2 separate regions of the Mus musculus genome follow, and region 1 is linked to region 2. A link is a loop called in an ENCODE intact Hi-C map of the cell type or tissue named here. Cell type or tissue: heart. All regions are shown on one strand. Links, peaks and the distances in the headings refer to the core of each region. The heading gives the core; the rest is flanking DNA. Region 1 holds the start of Gm36460 (a long non-coding RNA gene). Region 2 overlaps Gm36595 (predicted gene, 36595).

Region 1 (8,808 bases), core at 408-8,407, 77 kb before region 2:
GCCTTAATACTAAATACATCTTCGGCAAGTTGGGCTCGCTCTTCTCCCTGTATCTGGGTGCTATTACTTCCGAGTCAACTTCATCTTTGGGAAATGCTGCCAGATTTGCCCTTGGATTCTGTTTTGGCTTGGGTTGAAACTGCCTTATTTTGACTGACCCCTGAAAAAAGAAACTATATATGTGAAACCATCAATTTACAGTCTACAATCACTGAGTTGTTTTCGTGGTTTTTGTTTTTGTTTTTCTTAGGAGGTGCCCAGACATGGGTGACTGGAGCGCCTTGGGGAAGCTGCTGGACAAGGTCCAAGCCTACTCCACGGCCGGAGGGAAGGTGTGGCTGTCGGTGCTCTTCATTTTCAGAATCCTGCTCCTGGGGACAGCGGTTGAGTCAGCTTGGGGTGATGAACAGTCTGCCTTTCGCTGTAACACTCAACAACCCGGTTGTGAAAATGTCTGCTATGACAAGTCCTTCCCCATCTCTCACGTGCGCTTCTGGGTCCTTCAGATCATATTCGTGTCTGTGCCCACACTCCTGTACTTGGCTCACGTGTTCTATGTGATGAGAAAGGAAGAGAAGCTGAACAAGAAAGAAGAGGAGCTCAAAGTGGCGCAGACCGACGGGGTCAACGTGGAGATGCACCTGAAGCAGATTGAAATCAAGAAGTTCAAGTATGGGATTGAAGAACACGGCAAGGTGAAGATGAGAGGTGGCCTGCTGAGAACCTACATCATCAGCATCCTCTTCAAGTCTGTCTTCGAGGTGGCCTTCCTGCTGATCCAGTGGTACATCTATGGGTTCAGCCTGAGTGCGGTCTACACCTGCAAGAGAGATCCCTGCCCCCACCAGGTGGACTGCTTCCTCTCACGTCCCACGGAGAAAACCATCTTCATCATCTTCATGCTGGTGGTGTCCTTGGTGTCTCTCGCTCTGAATATCATTGAGCTCTTCTATGTCTTCTTCAAGGGCGTTAAGGATCGCGTGAAGGGAAGAAGCGATCCTTACCACGCCACCACCGGCCCACTGAGCCCATCCAAAGACTGCGGATCTCCAAAATATGCTTACTTCAATGGCTGCTCCTCACCAACGGCCCCACTCTCACCTATGTCTCCTCCTGGGTACAAGCTGGTCACTGGTGACAGAAACAATTCCTCCTGCCGCAATTACAACAAGCAAGCCAGCGAGCAAAACTGGGCGAATTACAGCGCAGAGCAAAATCGAATGGGGCAGGCCGGAAGCACCATCTCCAACTCCCACGCCCAGCCGTTTGATTTCCCTGACGACAGCCAAAATGCCAAAAAAGTTGCTGCTGGACACGAACTCCAGCCCTTAGCTATCGTGGATCAGCGACCTTCCAGCAGAGCCAGCAGCCGCGCCAGCAGCAGACCTCGGCCTGATGACCTGGAGATTTAAACAGGCTTGAACATCAAGCTGCCAATCGATTGTGGAGGAGAAAAAAAAGGGTGCTTGCAGAACGTGCACCTGGGGTGTTCATTTCGTTCCCGTGGAGGTGGTACTCAACAACCTCAGTAATGAGGCGTAGAAAACAAAGACATTACAATATCTAGGTTCCTTGGGGGGTGTTTTGGGATAGCTAGGCGGCAAAAGTAGGGAAAGGGGAGGTATGTAACGGTATTTAATGTAGAAGATTCAAAGAGCTTAAATTCTAGTAAGAGTCTCATTGGATGAAACATAGATAGGGCTTTCTCTCTCTGCCCCCCAACTGAACCTTAAGAATGGTTCTGTATACATGAGTGAGTGGGTGATATATATTTTTTTTAATTTTTGTTTTACTGAGATTCTGCCATAGAGCTTTGAGCAGGAATCCAAGTCCTCAACATGGCATTTCCTTTATGAAAAGACAGGTTGTCCTACATCCCCGCTAAAAAACATTCCAGTGTTTAAAAACTTGGCAGTTTGCAGGCGAGCTTCCCTGGCCTGACCCTCTAGGTGTGGATGGACCTTATGCTACTATACACGATTTTCATTCTTGGTAGGTATCAATTCGAAGTTCAGACAAGGTTCAAAGAAAAAGATTGCCCATGTATTTGCATCTCAGTGGGTTCTTTTTCAAATCTGTCCCACCTTTGTGTCTTCCATATATTATCCTCAGCTGGTCCTCACCCTCACCAAATGATTTCTATCGACATTTTTAAAACAGTGAGAAAGTCTTTTTTTTTTTTTTTTTTGAGTTAGCATCAGGGAGGCAAGCCATGCTCAATATTTAACAATCGCTTCTGTCTATGTGTGGGTGTGCAAGTGTGTAAGCGTGTGTTTTGTCATTATTGGTACAAGCAGAGGCAGTATAAACTCACAGATTTGAATCGAATTCACACAGTGTTCAAATTTGAACCTTCCTCATGGATCTTTGTGGTGTGGGCCAACGTGGTGTTTACATTATAGAATTCCTGCCGTGCAAAAGTGTAAAGCACACACTTTTTCCCTAAAATATTTTTTCCACGTATCCTATTATGGATACTGGTTTTGTTAATTATGATTTTTTTTTCTTTTTTAGAATGTAGCAGTAATAGCCATTACTGAAATGAATGATTTCCTTTTTCTGAAATATAATCATTGATGCTTGAATGATAGAATTTTAGTACTGTAAACAGGCTTTAGTCATTAATGTGAGAGACTTAGAAGAGGGTTGCTTAGAGTGGACTATCAAGTGAGCCTAAAGGAACTTTGTAGTAACTGGTAATCTGGTAATTTTTGTCCTACTTAACTACACATTAACTCAGAACTTGTATTCTGAGTTTAACAGTCTTTTAGATTGACGAGCAACTTGGATGTTTGCACTAAGATTTTCTTTGAGATACTAGAGGGGGTGAAGGAGTTTTCAGCAGTGCACATGTAACTAATTTATTTGAACTGTAAGCTAAAGACACCTACCAGTTTCTTCAAGTGACTTAAAAAAACTCATCACAGATGATTGAAATGTCGAGTTATCATGTTTCCTCTTGCGCGCCAGCTACACAAGGAGTTTTTGGACAATGAGAAACTAATTTGTTTGACATTCCATGTTAAACTACTGTCATGTTCAGCTTCATTGCATGTAATGTAGACCTAGCCCATCCAATCAATGTGCTCGGGAAAGTGTTCTTTATTCAATAAAATTTTAATTTAGTATAATAAAGATAACCTGCATGTCTTGTGTGATTTAAAAAACAAAAAAAACAAGAAAACTTACCAAATTTATTCAAGATTACCAAAAGTAGATCCCATAATTACAATGTCTTGGGCTAATGAAATCCACTTTTATTTTATTTTCATCTTTTGCTTGCCGGTATCTCTGTGCAATGGTATGTTGCTGCTTGCAGTGGCCAGGAAAAAAAAAAAATTAGTGTCAAATCCCCTAGAGATAGTTGTGAACTGCCATGTGGGTGCTGGGAATCAAATCTGGCTCTTTGAAGAACAGTGTTTTGTTAGTTTGATTTTTAAGGACAAACACCATAAGCATCATTGATTTTGAAATATTGAGGTAATATTTTAACAGGAAATAAAGCATACAAATGTTTAATTGGGAGAACAGTTAAACTCCACACCAGGTCTCACACACTCATAGAATCGAACCTAGAATTTTTTGCCAGCCTCTACATTCTCTTGCCATGGCTTCCTCGATACATGGAGTTGTAGGCCCGAGGTAGTGATTACAGTATTGGGGAAGGTATCTGGGTTGTTGCAGGTGGAGCTAAGACCTCACATATAAGGTAGAGCGTATACCTTAGCACTGAGGTGTGTCCTCATCTGGACTCAACTTTAGTGAGACTTGTTCAGTTGTCCACACCGACAAGCTTGGGGATATTACATTCAGAGAAGGTACTGGATTTTGGTAACTTTTATTAAGGAATTTTGTGAAGACAACATGCTGGTTATTGCAGGCATCTTTAATCCTTCACTCCCAGGTAGAGAGAGATAAATGAATCTCTGAGCTTTGTAAGCAAATGTGGTCTGTGGTGACTTAGACCAGCCAGGGCTACATAGACCAAAAACCAAGCAAACCTAAAGGTCCCAGGAAAAAACAACCTTGTTGGAGGGAAATGAGTCTGGTCAATTGATGACGTTTCAGCCACAAAAATGCAATATCAAGAATAAATAAAATACAAACACCAGTGATATCTCAGCTCATGGACATCTGAGGCAAGACTCAAGGACAAGCCCCACCAACTGAGACAGGGTTGGCAAGATGGCTCAGCCCGTAGAAGTATTTCTTAGAGTCACCTGGAAGGAGAGAACTGACTTCTGAAATGGTAATGTAGGGATTGAGCTGTAACTGCAGAGCTGCTCTTCACAGCCTGTGGGTCACGACCATTAGAAACCATGCGTTTCCGGAAGTCTTAGGATCTAAGACACTGCCCAGCAGCAAAACTAAACAATTATAAAGTAGCTACAAAATAGTTGGGAGTCGCCACACCATGAACTGTATTAAAGGTTTGCATCTTGGGGAAGGTCAAGACTCACTGCTGAAGCCTACATGAAGCCCTGGGTTTGATCTTCACCACTATACAAATGTGGGAAGTAGGTGGAGGACGATCAGAAGTTCAAGGTTTCAGGGGATTGGGGAGGGAGTCATAAAAATAATGCCATTTTAAAATGGCAGAACGGTATCCAGTGTGTTCATATTAATTAAATTACAATAACACTTTTCAAAAAGTTTAGATCATTCTCAGCCACATAAGACTGAAACCCTCTTGGGATATATGAGTATGAGACCCTATTTTCAAAAGAATAAAGCCGAAGAGGACAAAAAAAGACTACTTATGTAAACCACTGTCAACATTTCTCTCGGTGTATTAAAAACTGTAGCTACACTCGGTATATTAAAAACTAGTTACACAGTGAGCCCCAGTCCACATTGACTACACAGTAAGCCCCCTCGAAGCAACTCCCATTGGCTGCATCTCCAGCAGAAGAAAACAGCATACTTACATTGTGTGTACAAAATTTGAACATACAGAAATACATGAAACAGGGTCAAATTTAACGAGCATCTTTTTATACTCCTCAGTGGACATCAGGAAACCTTAATTTGTAGAAGAAACCACTTTATTTTACATATACCCATCAGGTGTTATAAAGTAGAGAATGAATGAATGATTTAGTTCCTGCTCCCAAAAGCATACAAAATTAATCCTTCCAGTTATTGGAACATTTATGTTGTTTATTTTTCTAATATACATATATAGAGAGATGATGTCATTACATTTTCTGTTTGTGTTTTGAGACAGGTAGCCCAGGCTGGGCTGACCTCAGACCTCAAACTTACTATGTAGCTGAGGCTGAATTCCTACCTGACAAGTTTGTAACACCACATCCAAAAAATTCTCTAAACTTTTTTAGGGAGAGACAGAAAAGCCATTTGAAGCCAAATGGGACAATTTAGCTGAGATGTAGCTCAACAATAGATAGCTCCAGAGTGACATAATGAAATAGTAGATGCCCTGCCCATAGTCACAGGCTATGGGTTCAATCCCCGTCACTACACACAATTTTTATTTTTAAAGATTTATTAGTTTTATTTATGTGTCTCTGTGCGTTTATGGGTACCACATACATACAAGTACCCACAGATGCCAGAGAGCATCAGAACAGGCGGTTGTGGGTCCACAGATGTGGGTGCTGGGAACAGAACACACATACACCATTGTTAATTGTGGCAGAACTGTCTCATATCTTTAGATATTGGAATGGCCAGTTCAATTCCCTTATTTTATTCAGTGAATTTTCATTTCAGATGTTTGCGTTAAGCTTCCAAGCCAAGGGCTGTTCCTTTATCATATTTTGTGAAAAGTGTTCAACTTCTCCACCTGCCCAGGGTGTTAGGCCCCCACCCACACATTACCTTTTCTAAAAATTCCAGATAACTTCAGTTTCCAACATGCCAAAACAGCTGAGCTTTGTGTTTCAAGGACAAAAAAAAAAAAAAAAAAAATGAAGTTGGAGAGCTTATTAAAATCTTAAAAGTGAGTTTTCTCCATAAACGGCAGCACACCAACAGTAGGAACATGTTTATAGCCTTTATTGGCTCCTCGCTTCTGTTTTTACCTTCTCTTCGTTGAGGCAAATATAATTGAGCCTCTGACATGTCAGAGTTTGCAGCTGGCAACTTTCAGAACTCAAGAGGAGACGTGGAACAAACCACACAAAATAGTGCATGCAGAAGGCCCCGAAAACAGGGGAGCCTGTGGAAAAGATTGTTCACTTGGAGGTATTCAAAACAGTGAGATTTTAAGTTAGTTTTTGTTTTGTTTTGTTTTGTTGGGGTTTTTTCCCTCCTGATCACCAGATGTTTCTGGGAAATGACTAAATGCTTACTTGAGCTCTAATGTGTAGAGAAATTTCAGTGCCCACACACTTTCTTGTTAAATATAAACAGTCCCAGGAGGCACCCCTCTATAACCCCAACACACACACACACACACACACACACACACACACACACACACACACACACACAAGAAAAGCCAAATCCTCTGCCCCAGTCATTTAATGCACGGAGACACCTGACCCCACACAATGTGGTTCACAGTGGACCTATTTGGGAGTTTCTGCTACACCCTTTCCAGGTAGTTTTAACTATGTTGATCTCCAGATTTGGTTAAGTCTGTATAGGAGAGGTTTTCCTTGCTCTGGTAGCAGAAGCCCATTCAATTATTTTGCTTTATTGGTAAATAAAACCAGGCATCAGGCATTCACGTCTTTATTCTCAGCATTGAGGGGAGGCAGAAGGGTTTGGATCTTTGTAATTTCTTTTTTCTTTTCTTTTCTTTTCTTTTCTTTTCTTTTTTTTTTTTTTTTTTTTTTTTTTTTTTTTTTTTTTTTTTTGGTTTTTCGAGACAGGGTTTCTCTGTGTAGCTCTGGCTGTCCTGGAACTCACTCTGTAAACCAGACTGGCCTCGAACTCAGAAATCTGCCTGCCTCTGCATTCCGAGTGCTGGGATTATAGGCGTGTGCCACCACGCCCGGCTCAGATCTTTGTAATTTCAAGGATAGTGTGTTTTACATATTGGTAAGACTTTGTGTCAAAAAGAAGGAGGAAAAGGAAGAGGAAAGTTAATACTAATGCTTGGCTATAGGAACACATGTATATCCTCAGATGGGAAATTTGAGGATAGGTTGGACTACATAGAGAAGTCTAGATGGGTTTGGTGGTGGGTGCTTTTAATTATAGCACTCATCAGACAAGGCAGGGCAGGTAGAAGCAGATTTCTGTGAGTTCCAAGTCAACTAGAGATACAGTGAGACCCAGTCTCAAAAATAAACAAACAAAAAACAACCCCAAAACAAAAGCAAAACAAACAACAACAACAAAAGCCACAGAAAACAAAACAAAACAAAAAGCAAACATGGAAGTACAGCTATTGAAGATTGTATATAAGGGCATACACTTACATGCCACATACTGTACATATGTGTTTCCATGCACAAACAACCATACACACATGAATGCATATCATAAATTGTATACACACACACACAACTCTATAAACAAGAAAAGAAAAGAAAAAAGACCCTAGCCTGATTAGATGATTAGATGGTTTGCCAGGTAATGGTGCCAGCTTGCCAACCTAACAACCTGCCAATCAAATCCCCAGGATTTGCATGGTAGATGGGGAGTAGTAACCCCTGCCCTGTATTATCTCTTCATCACAATAAAGGTGCAGTGGGAGGAATTCTCACACATGTACACACAAATGCATAAATATAAAAAAATAAAAGTACACCATTGTTAGTCACAAACTTAGAACATGACTCTTACTGAGCTTAACTGGAAGTCCCTTAGAACTAGAGGATAAACTATCAGCATTCCTTGAACAGATCTAAGAGTGTCACGGGTGTCACATCTAGCCAGAGTTCCAGAGTCTGAATGTCCAGAACCTAGCAAAACTCTGATGTTTCTAACACAGCTGTGGCTCAAGCTCACGATTTTGCCTCCAACTCACAGCCACTAGAATGAAACCTCACTGGAGTGGTTCTCCGTCTCATAGAGCGCCTCACTATCAAGAGAACTAGAAGTGCTTATATACCTGGGGCAGTGACGAGACTGTGACTGTAGGACTTGAGAGGCAGAGGCAGGAGGCAAAGGCAAGCTCAAGGCCAACCTGGGAGCCTAGTGAGTACCAGCCCAGCTGGGGCCAGGTAACAAGACTCTTTCAAAACCCAATAGAAAAGTAAGCATGGTGGAACATGCCTGAAACCCCAGGAGGAGGGAGGTGGAGGCAGGACAATCAGAAGTTTAAGATCATCCTGAACTGCACAGTGAGTTCGAAAACAACACTGAATATATGAAGGATTTGCCTCAAGAACAAACAAAATCAATCAATCAGTCAATCAGTCTCGGGAAAGCCATCCTACATTAATGATTTTCATATTTTAGTGAGGCTGAGAATGATGGAATACACCTTTAATCTCAGCATTTCGGAGGCAGGGGCAGGCGGACCTCTGGGAGTTAAGGGGTAGCCTGGTCTACATAGTGAGCTCCGGGACAACCAGGACTATGTGGAGTCTATGTCTTTAAAAAAAAAGAAAACCATATTTTAGTAAAACTAAAATAATTTGTAATTTAAGTGTAACTACATCTGGCAGTCTAACATGAATAATTCAGTATATGTCAGCACTGTAGCAGAAGCCAGGCATGGTGCAAGCATGCCTGTAATTTCAGGACTCTGGAGGTAGAGGCAGGAGGATTATAAAGTCTAAGGCAACCAAACCAAAACAACAGCAACAAAAACCAAAACCTGATGACCAAGGGGCCCCTGATATTTTCTGTAGAATTCATAATTTATAATGTTTACTTGATAGTTTAAAA
Region 2 (8,808 bases), core at 599-8,598:
CACACATGTATACGGATACACATTGGCTCACTTGGGCAATCTTTGCTACTCAATTTGTGTAGCCTCTGTTGACCCTTTTGACCTACTATCCAAAGTTCAAATCTGCGTATTTGAATATTCAAGAGATTTTTTTGTGATGACTAAACACAGTGATCATTCTGTACTCTCTGGATTACTCTGGAGATTATAAAAGATGTAAAGGGTACTTTTCTTACAGTAGTAAGTAGGGGGGATAGGAGGGTAATAGTGAAGACAGGGTCTTGCCATGTAACCACAGCTGGCTTGGTCCTCAGTATATATATATACTGAGTATGTATCTTGCCTTAAACTCAGAGTAATTCTGCTCCTGCAGTCTCCCTAGTGTTGGGATTATAGACATTAACCACAACATTTAGTGAAGGCTAGAAATTATCAAATCTTTGATCTCTAGCTTCAGGTTTTCGTTGGCTTTGGATTATGTTCATAAAATTAAGTCTAGCATAGCTGACAAGAGCAATCACTAATAAATAATGGTGCATGCCTTTAGTCCCAGCATTCGGGAGGCAGAGGCAGGTGGATTTCTGAGTTCAAGGCCAGCCTGGTCTACAGAGTGAGTTCCAGGACAGCCAGGGCTACAGAGAGAAACCCTGTCTCGAAGAACAAAAATAAATAAATAAATAAATAAATAACCAAAAAGACCCAGCAGAGACAGCCTTCCTGAACAGTTTTTTCCCCTCATGATGAGCTGTGAGCATGTGACCTTGAGATATCCACAGGCTTTTTCTTGGGATCTAGCCCAAGAGTGACTTTAGTCAATGCAGTAGGAATGAGCTGTCTCAAGTGGTCATAACGAAGAAGGTATGCGGTAGGCCTTTTCCCAAGGGATGCAACATTTATTTGGCATAGAGTATCTAGGAAATAAGTGAAGCCTATGATCTGAAATCAATGGCTCCCACTCCAGTTGTTTGGGACCCATAGTAAGGTCAAGCTGCACATCTGCTTCATATGAGCACCAAACGTCTGGATACACCAGCTGAGCCAAATTGTCATAGAAAATTAACTATCGCACAGTAGAGTAGTCACTCAAAGCAATTGAAAGGACATTTAGATTCTAGAATTAATAAAATATGCCTATATATTACAGAAAAGTTAATTATGATTGATTTTTAGTTTGCCCAGAGTTAATATAATGTTGGCTAACATGTCTGAGGAAATTGTAGGACACAAGCCCCTAAATTAGAAAAAAAAAAAATCCTTGTCTTTTTACTCTTGAAAGCTATTTTTGGGAAATTTCCTAAACTTACATTAGAAACGACTTTTGATCATTAAAAACAATTCCTTATGGGGCTGGAGAAGTGGCTCAGTGGTTAAAAACACTGATTTGCTTTTTTCAAAGGACCTGGGTTCAATTCCTAGCACCTACATGGCAGCTTAAGCTGTTTGTTAACTCCAGTTTCAGGGGACCTGAGACACATGCAGGCAAAACACCAATGCACATAGAATTAATATAAATCATTAGAAGAATTTTAAAATAATTTATTACATACTGACAAGACGATGTAAGCCTAGAGACCTGAAATCCATTACTGGAACCCATGTAAATGTACAAGGAGAGAATTAACTCTCAAGGATTATTCTCTGACACTCACATATGTACCATGCCATGTCATGTGATCACCCCGCCTCTATCTGTCTTTGTTTCTGTCTCTCATACATATATGCACACTTACTAATAACTAAAACAAAAGTAAATACTTTATTTGGGGTTGGAGAGATTGCTCAGTGGCTAGAGCACTAGCTATTCTTTTAGAGGGACAGGGGTTGGTTTCCATCACATACATGATAGTGCATAGCCATGTGCAGCTCCAATCCCAAGGGGTGTGGTGACTCCTTTTTAGCTTCTTTGTGCCCCAGGCAGGTGGTACCTTGGGCATAAGACAAATATGTAGTCACAACACCCATACACATAAAATAAAATATTTTATTAATGTACATTTTCCATTTGTGATTTATTTATTTAGCAGCAGTATCTCATGTATGAGATTAGCGGCTGGCCTGTAATTTCTTTTTTTTTAAATTAAATTAAATTTTTAAAAAATGTATTCACTTTACATTTCGCTCACTGACCCCATCCTGATCGCCCCCTTCCACAATCCTTCCTTCATCCCTTTCCCCTTCTCCTCTGAGTGGGTGGGGCCTCCCTGGGTATTCCCTCCACCCTGGCACTTAAAGTCTCTGTGAGGCTAGGCACTTCCTCTTCCACTGAAGCCAGACAAGGCAGCCCAGGTAGTAGAACATATCCTGCATACAGGCAACAGCTTTCGGGATAGCCCCTGCTCCAGTTATTTGGGACCCACATTAAGGTCAAGCTGCACATCTGCTGCATATGAACAGGAAGGCCTAGGTCCAGCCTATGCATGCTCTTTGGCTGGTGGTTCAGACCTGACAGCCCCAAGGGGCCAGGTTAGTTGATTCTGTTTGTTTTCCTGTGGATTTCCTATCCCCCTTTGGGGCTGAAATCCTTCCTCCTATTCTTCCATAAAAGTTCCCAAGCTCCATCCACTGTTTGGCTGTGGCTGTCTGTAATTTGTCTGAGTCAGTTGCTGGGTGGAGCCTCTCAGAATACAACATTTTTCTGTCTGCAAACATAACAGAGTATCATTAATAGTGTTAGGGATTGGTGCTTGCCCATGGGATGGGTCTCAAGTTGAGTTGTGGTTACTGGTCGGTTGTTCCCTCAGTCTTGCTCCTTCCCCAGTGCCCATATTACTTGTAGACAGGATAATTTTGGGTTGAAAGTTTTGTGGGTTGGGTTGGTGTCTCTATCATTCCACTGGGGTTCCTGTCTGGCTACAGGAGGTAGCTTCTTCAGGTTCCATATCTCCAATGTAGTAAGACACAGCTAAGATCACCCCTGCTGTTTCTTGGGCACCTCCCTTGTCCCAGGCCATGTTTCATCTTGGAGATCCCCCCCCTACCCCCACACACCTCCTTACTCACTTCAGTTGTAGATTGCCATTCATTTTCATGGCCATCTAGTCATTTTTCCTGTCCTTCTCCACACCTGATCCTGAATCCCCCATTCCTCTCTCCATCTCCACTCCTTCCCAGTTCCCTCCATCCACTTGCCTCTTATGACTATTTTATTCCCTCTTCTAAGTGAGATCCAAGCATTCTCACTTAGACCTTCTTTCTTGTTTTGCTTCTTTGGGTCTGTGGAGTGTAGTATGGGTGGCCTGTATTTTATGGCTAAAGTGAGTACATACCACACACATCCTTTTGGGATTGGGTTACGTCACTCAGGATGATATTCTCAAGTTCCACCCACTTGCCTGCAAAATTCATGATGTCTTGGGTTTTAGTAGCTGAATAATATTCCATTGTGCAGATGTACCACATTTTCTTTATCTTTACTTTAGTTGAGGGACATCTAGGTTGTTCCCAGTTTCTGGCTATTACAAATAAAGCTGCTGTGAACATAGTTGAGCAAGTGTCCTTGTGGGATGTTGGGGTATCTTTTATGTATATACCCAGGAGGTATAGCTGGGTCTTGAGGTAGAATTAGTCCCAGTTTTCTGAGAAACTGCCAAATTGTTTTCCAGAGTGTTTGTTCAAGTTTGTACTCCCATCAACAATGGAGGAGTGTTCCCCTTGCTCCACATCCTTGCCAGCAAGTGCTATCACTTGAGTTTTTGATCTTAGCCATTCTGATGGGTATAAGATAGAACCTCATAGTTATTTTGATTTGCATTTCCTTGATGACTAAGGACTTTGAACATTTCTGGAAGTGCTTCTCAGCCATTGGATATTCCTCTGTTGAGAATTCTGTTTAGTTCTGTACCCCATTTTTTAACTGGGTTATTTGGGTTGTTAGTGTATAACTTCTTGAATTCCTTGTAAATTTTGGATATTAGCCCTCTGTCAGATGTAGGGTTGGTGAAGAGCCTTCCCCAATCTGAGGGTTGCCTAATTGTCCTATGTGACAGTGTCCTTTGCTTTACAAAAGCTTTGCAGTTTCATGAGGACCCATTTATCAATTGTTGATCTGAGAGCCTGAGCCACAGGTATAAACCACCACAATGTCTTCAAGTACATTTTTGTTTGTTTGTTTTGAGACAGGATCTTACTATGCAACAGAGGTTGGCTTGGAACTTGGCATATAGACAAAGGTAGCTTTGAACTCAGAGATCTATTTTCCAAGTACTGACATTAAAGGTTGTGCTGCCAGGCCTGGCCCAAGTACATTTTTTTTAATCAATTTTCTGCTCTGATTCTCAGCTGAAATATTATGTACCCGGTAAAAATGTGACAAGATATGAGCAACAAACTTCATGTGTTTTATTTAGCATATTCAAAACAGTTTGAACTAAATATAGGTAATTTGAATCTTCTGTGATTTGGTGTCAAACAGATCTCAAAAGATCACTAAGACTAGAGCTGACTAAGCTTTGTGAACAAGAGAAATAACTCAGCAGTAAAAAGTATTTCTTACTCTTATAATAGACCAGGTTAGGGTTCCCAGCACAACATAGCAGCTCATAACCATATATACCTCCAGTTCCAGGAGCTTGGACATGCATGATCTCCTGGACTCACACACATATACTCAAATATATATACCAAAAAATAAAATGTAATTAAAAAAAGAAGCAAACATGCTTATGCTTTATTTGATAAGTATATAATTGTTATCTTGGGTCTTGGTAAAAAGGTAATATAGTGCAGGAATTAACCAAATTCTTACTTTTCTCATTAAAACTGAGAAAGTTTGCTTTGCAAATTCTCCAGTTGTCATATTGGTTACTTTGAGCTTTTTAACTGACCTAAAGTCGGATGTGTGGAAGTGTCAGGCCAGCTTTCCTGGGTGTGATCCAACCGTCTGCCTAGAGACATAACTATGACACATTCCTCAAAGCCTAGCTTGCTGGCTCAATCATACAGGCTTTGAGTTTAAATCCGGAAAGTAAAGAAAACGGGAGATAGTGATCAGCAACAGGCTGGGATGAGCTGGTCTGTGTAAGCGTTGGATTGGCAGAGCAGGAAAATCAAGAAGTGCCATCAAAATACACGGTGTGTCTTGTTTCTGACCCCAGTAATTTAGGTTGGTTGCTAAACAAAATAAATGCAGCTTCTCTCATGTTCAAAGCACTTCCTCAAAGAAAACAAAGTTAAGTGCCTAATACCAGGCTGATTCTCAGTTTGCAGATGAAGAAGCTGATGAGAGAGAGTCTAAATGCCCTGGTGGAGCTTAGACAAAGCTGGGGGTTACAAAGAAAGTCCGGGTCTTGTCCCAACAGGGTCACTATCCTGCAACCTTCTAGCCTGTCCCCGTGAATCAGCAAGAATGCTGGCAGTCTGGATGCCACATGGAAGGAAGCAAGCCTGGAATCTCCAGTCTAGGATTTTTGGCTCAGCGGGGGCTGCACACAGGCTAGCTGAAATCCGGCTTCAGGTTAACACAGAAGGAAAGGCGTAAAACCCGGACAACAGAGATAGGCTGCTCATAACGTTCCCGGTACCGCTCCGGAAAATTCAAAACAAAGTTGTATCAAAACAAAGTTGTAAAAGGAAAGACGATCATTTTGGAGCCTTGCTCAGGAATTCCAGGCTTTCCGTTCTGCACTCTCCTCCTCGCAAGGAAAGCCGTCATTTCTGAAAAAATATACCCAGTTTTAGGAAGGCTATTCCGAGAGGCAGACAGCTTTCTGAGGAGATCATTTGAACATCTGGGTTTTTTCCATTCTGTTTTGCTACTAATTTGCAATATGGTAATGAAAGAGCCTTGGGAGAAAACACATTGAGAGAAAAATTGTGCCTCAAAAATTATATATCTTTGTTTTTATTTGTTTTTGTCCCCTCCCCCTTTAAATATACTAGACAGTTTACAGTAGTTTGGCCACAGAGATATTTCTGTGACTGGAATTTTTGCCGTTATGATCAGGCCCACAAGTTTGGTTGCATTCCAACTCTTTAGCTTCACATCCTCTTAGCTTCTCGATCCATACATTAACAGAAGTGAAATAAATTACTAGATAAGGCATTTCCAAAGCAATGCAGAGCACATACCATATAAATATCAATTACCTTGACTGTTGAGAATAATATCCATTAGGGAATCCATAGATATTACTATTTCCTGCCTAACAATGCTTTTTAAACAAACAAACAAGCAAATAAAAACGGAGGAAAGATGTCTATGGAAGACAAGAGGAGTTTGTTCCCGTGTGCCACTTTTCAAAGTTAACTGGAGGCTGTTAGAAGCCAGCATGTTTAAACCAGTGTGGTGCCATCTTATGAAACAGGGGTTTAGACAAGTCATGTCATAGTCTCCCTTTCCACGTTCACACCCAGAGTGAGGCTGCCTTCTCCAAGTGGGATGACAGAGGCAGATGAGAAATACTCCTGCTTGTAAGAATTGCCATCTGTCATTGTGAGAGGTTCATTTCCTTATCTTTCTATTTAGACAAGCTGACTGGAAGCTGAGCGGGGTCTCACCTGGACAAAAGCCTTCTTGGACAGACTAACTTTGCAGAGGTTGCACATAGAGCAGTAACCTCCTTCCCAGAGACTAGAAGGAAGACGAGCTACTGTTGCTTCTGCTGCTGGCCATCTTTGGGTTGCCTACGATATCATTCCGTATGTTCTACTTGTTGATGAATAGCAAACTTGTGATAACACGGAGAGGGGAGCAGAAGAAATGGCTTAATTGGTAAAGAGTTTGCTATAAAAGCATGGGATGGGGGTGGGGTGGGGGGCTGGGTTCAAGGTCTAGCCTCTAAAGCCAGGCTCCTGTTTGAGCCGTAATCACATTTCAGGGATGATAAGACAGGAAGTTCCCTGGCGTTTTTCTATTCAGGTAATCCAACTGCATCGGGGAGTTCCGGACTCACTGAGAGAACCTATCTCCAAAAATCAGATGGAGATGATCAAGGACAATCTGCTACTCTTCACTTTCTGATCTAGAAATAAGAATTATGAAAAAATATTTCAATGGATATTCCTGTCAAGATGACCATCACAGAGATGCTGTCCAGTTACAAAGTGTTTGCCTAACATAGCCAAGGCCTTGGGGTCCATCCCCAGAATCACTAAAATGGAAATGCAAGCAAGCAAACAAAAGTCAATGTGGTAGATCTAATATCTACCTTGAGAGGATGTGACAGTTTTTCTTCTCAAATTGCCTTTAACCCAGTGATTCTCAATTTTCCTAAAACTGTAACCCTTTAATACAGTCCCTAATGCTTACAGTTCCTAAAGCTGTGGTGTTCTCCAACCATAAAATTATTTCATTGCTACTTCATGACTGTAATCTTGCTACAGTGATGCATAGTAATGTAAATATCTGTGTTTTCTGATGGTCTTAGGAGAACCCTGTGGAAAGGTCTTTCAGATCTACTAAAGGGTGGGGACCCATAGGTTGTGAACCACTGTGTAGAGGGTAGAATGTCCTGATTTGCTCAAAACCCAAGTTTTAGTTGAATACAGTTGTACGTGCCGTGTAAGCCCAGCATTCGGGAGGCTGATCCAGAAGCTTCTCCAGTTCAAGGCCCCCCCCCCCCCCCCGCAACACACACACGCCACGCCCCACCCTGGGTGCTTAGTGGAACTCTGTCTCAATGTCAACCAAAACAAACAAGCAACACAGCCACATTTTAAATAGCACTTTGTACGTGAATAATCATATAAATAAAATGGAAAACCAGGAGTGGCAGCATCCCAGCACTTGAGAAGTGGAGCCCAGAGGACCAGAGTTCAAAGTCATCCTTACTTACATAGCAAGTTCAGGGCCAGCCTGGGCTTCATGTCACCAGTGAACACATACACTTTAAGTCATGATCGACACAAGCATTTGAAGCAGTGGAATGGATTTCATTCATATTTGCTGAGCAGATTCACGGATGCTTCTTTCCATATGCTTCCTTGTTAAGTGTCACCACATTTGCTAAAATGCTCGCAATGAGGTGTTTAAATGCTGGCTTCTGTCATGGGACTTTAAGTTTTTAGAGAGTAGATGACTTTCCTGCCTTCTTTTCTGTGTTTTTTTTATTAACTTTTACTTGGTAAATTCCAAACAAGTAGTTGTGAAATTTAATTTATATGTTGAATTTCTTCCCCTAAATTCGGTAGCATCTAAAACTAATTAAAACATCTTCAATATTAATCCTTTGAGTTTATATAGTATTCTTAAGCAATTCATCATTGTGATTATCTTGTCTTATTATATGCTTGTAATTTTCATATGTGGCGTTGACTTTCTAATATAATATTTATTATTTGTGAATTTCATATATATATCATACATATGGTGACTGGATATATTCCCTCTTTCCTCTTTAGGTCTCCAATTCTTCCTAGACTTGCCTGTCCACTTCTCTTCCCCGTTCATGTCTTCTCCCTCCTCTTCCTCCTCCTCCTTCTGTTTCATCTAATTTGTGCTGCCCATAAGTGCATAGGTTTGTGAGACCATGCACTCACTGACTGTAAGTGTATAGGTCTGTGGGTTCGTGCATTCAAGCATAGTACACCTATCAAGGGATGCACACCCTGAGGAAAGCTGGCTCTTTCCCATCCAGTAGGGGTAGAGTCTTGAAAGCCCCTCATTCATCTAGGTTGGAATGCTGACTGTCTTGAACTGATGTCCATCTTGTACAGGCAACCACAGCTGCTGTGAGCTCATGAATGTCATGGACTTCTGTGTCTAGAAGACGCAGCTTGATCACAGTTCTTCCTGAACTTTGACTCTTACAATCTTTTCACTTCTTTTGTGAAGTTGCTTGAGCTTTGTGAGGAGAAGGTGTGATATAGTTATCCTATTAATGGCTGATCACT

What was found. A loop is a pair of places that touch in the nucleus more often than their neighbours do. Peaks named below come from ENCODE experiments on the same cell type or tissue, not always from the same donor. Only the 100,000 strongest peaks of a DNase experiment are listed, where the experiment ranks them.
Region 1: it touches region 2 in a loop (2.2-fold over the local background); 2 of 42 quality-filtered maps call a loop at or near these places.

The regions. Positions count from the first base shown.
Region 1 is chr10:56,387,284-56,396,091 of GRCm38, forward strand. It overlaps Gja1 (gap junction protein, alpha 1), which reads left to right. Exons shown (of 2, transcript NM_010288.3): 2 at 251-3,136. The coding sequence starts at 264. The coding sequence ends at 1,412. Gm36460 (a long non-coding RNA gene) reads left to right here and starts at 7,855. Exons shown (of 3, transcript XR_871653.2): 1 at 7,855-8,138. In heart, for the core only: no CTCF peak of the experiment used is centred there; no DNase peak of the experiment used is centred there.
Region 2 is chr10:56,463,832-56,472,639 of GRCm38, forward strand. The region is part of intron 4 of Gm36595 (predicted gene, 36595); the gene reads left to right. Among named protein-coding and RNA genes, the nearest start is that of Gm36595, 36 kb to the left of the region's middle. In heart, for the core only: no CTCF peak of the experiment used is centred there; a DNase peak (open chromatin) is centred at 5,390; H3K4me3 peaks cover 576 bases; H3K27ac peaks cover 783 bases.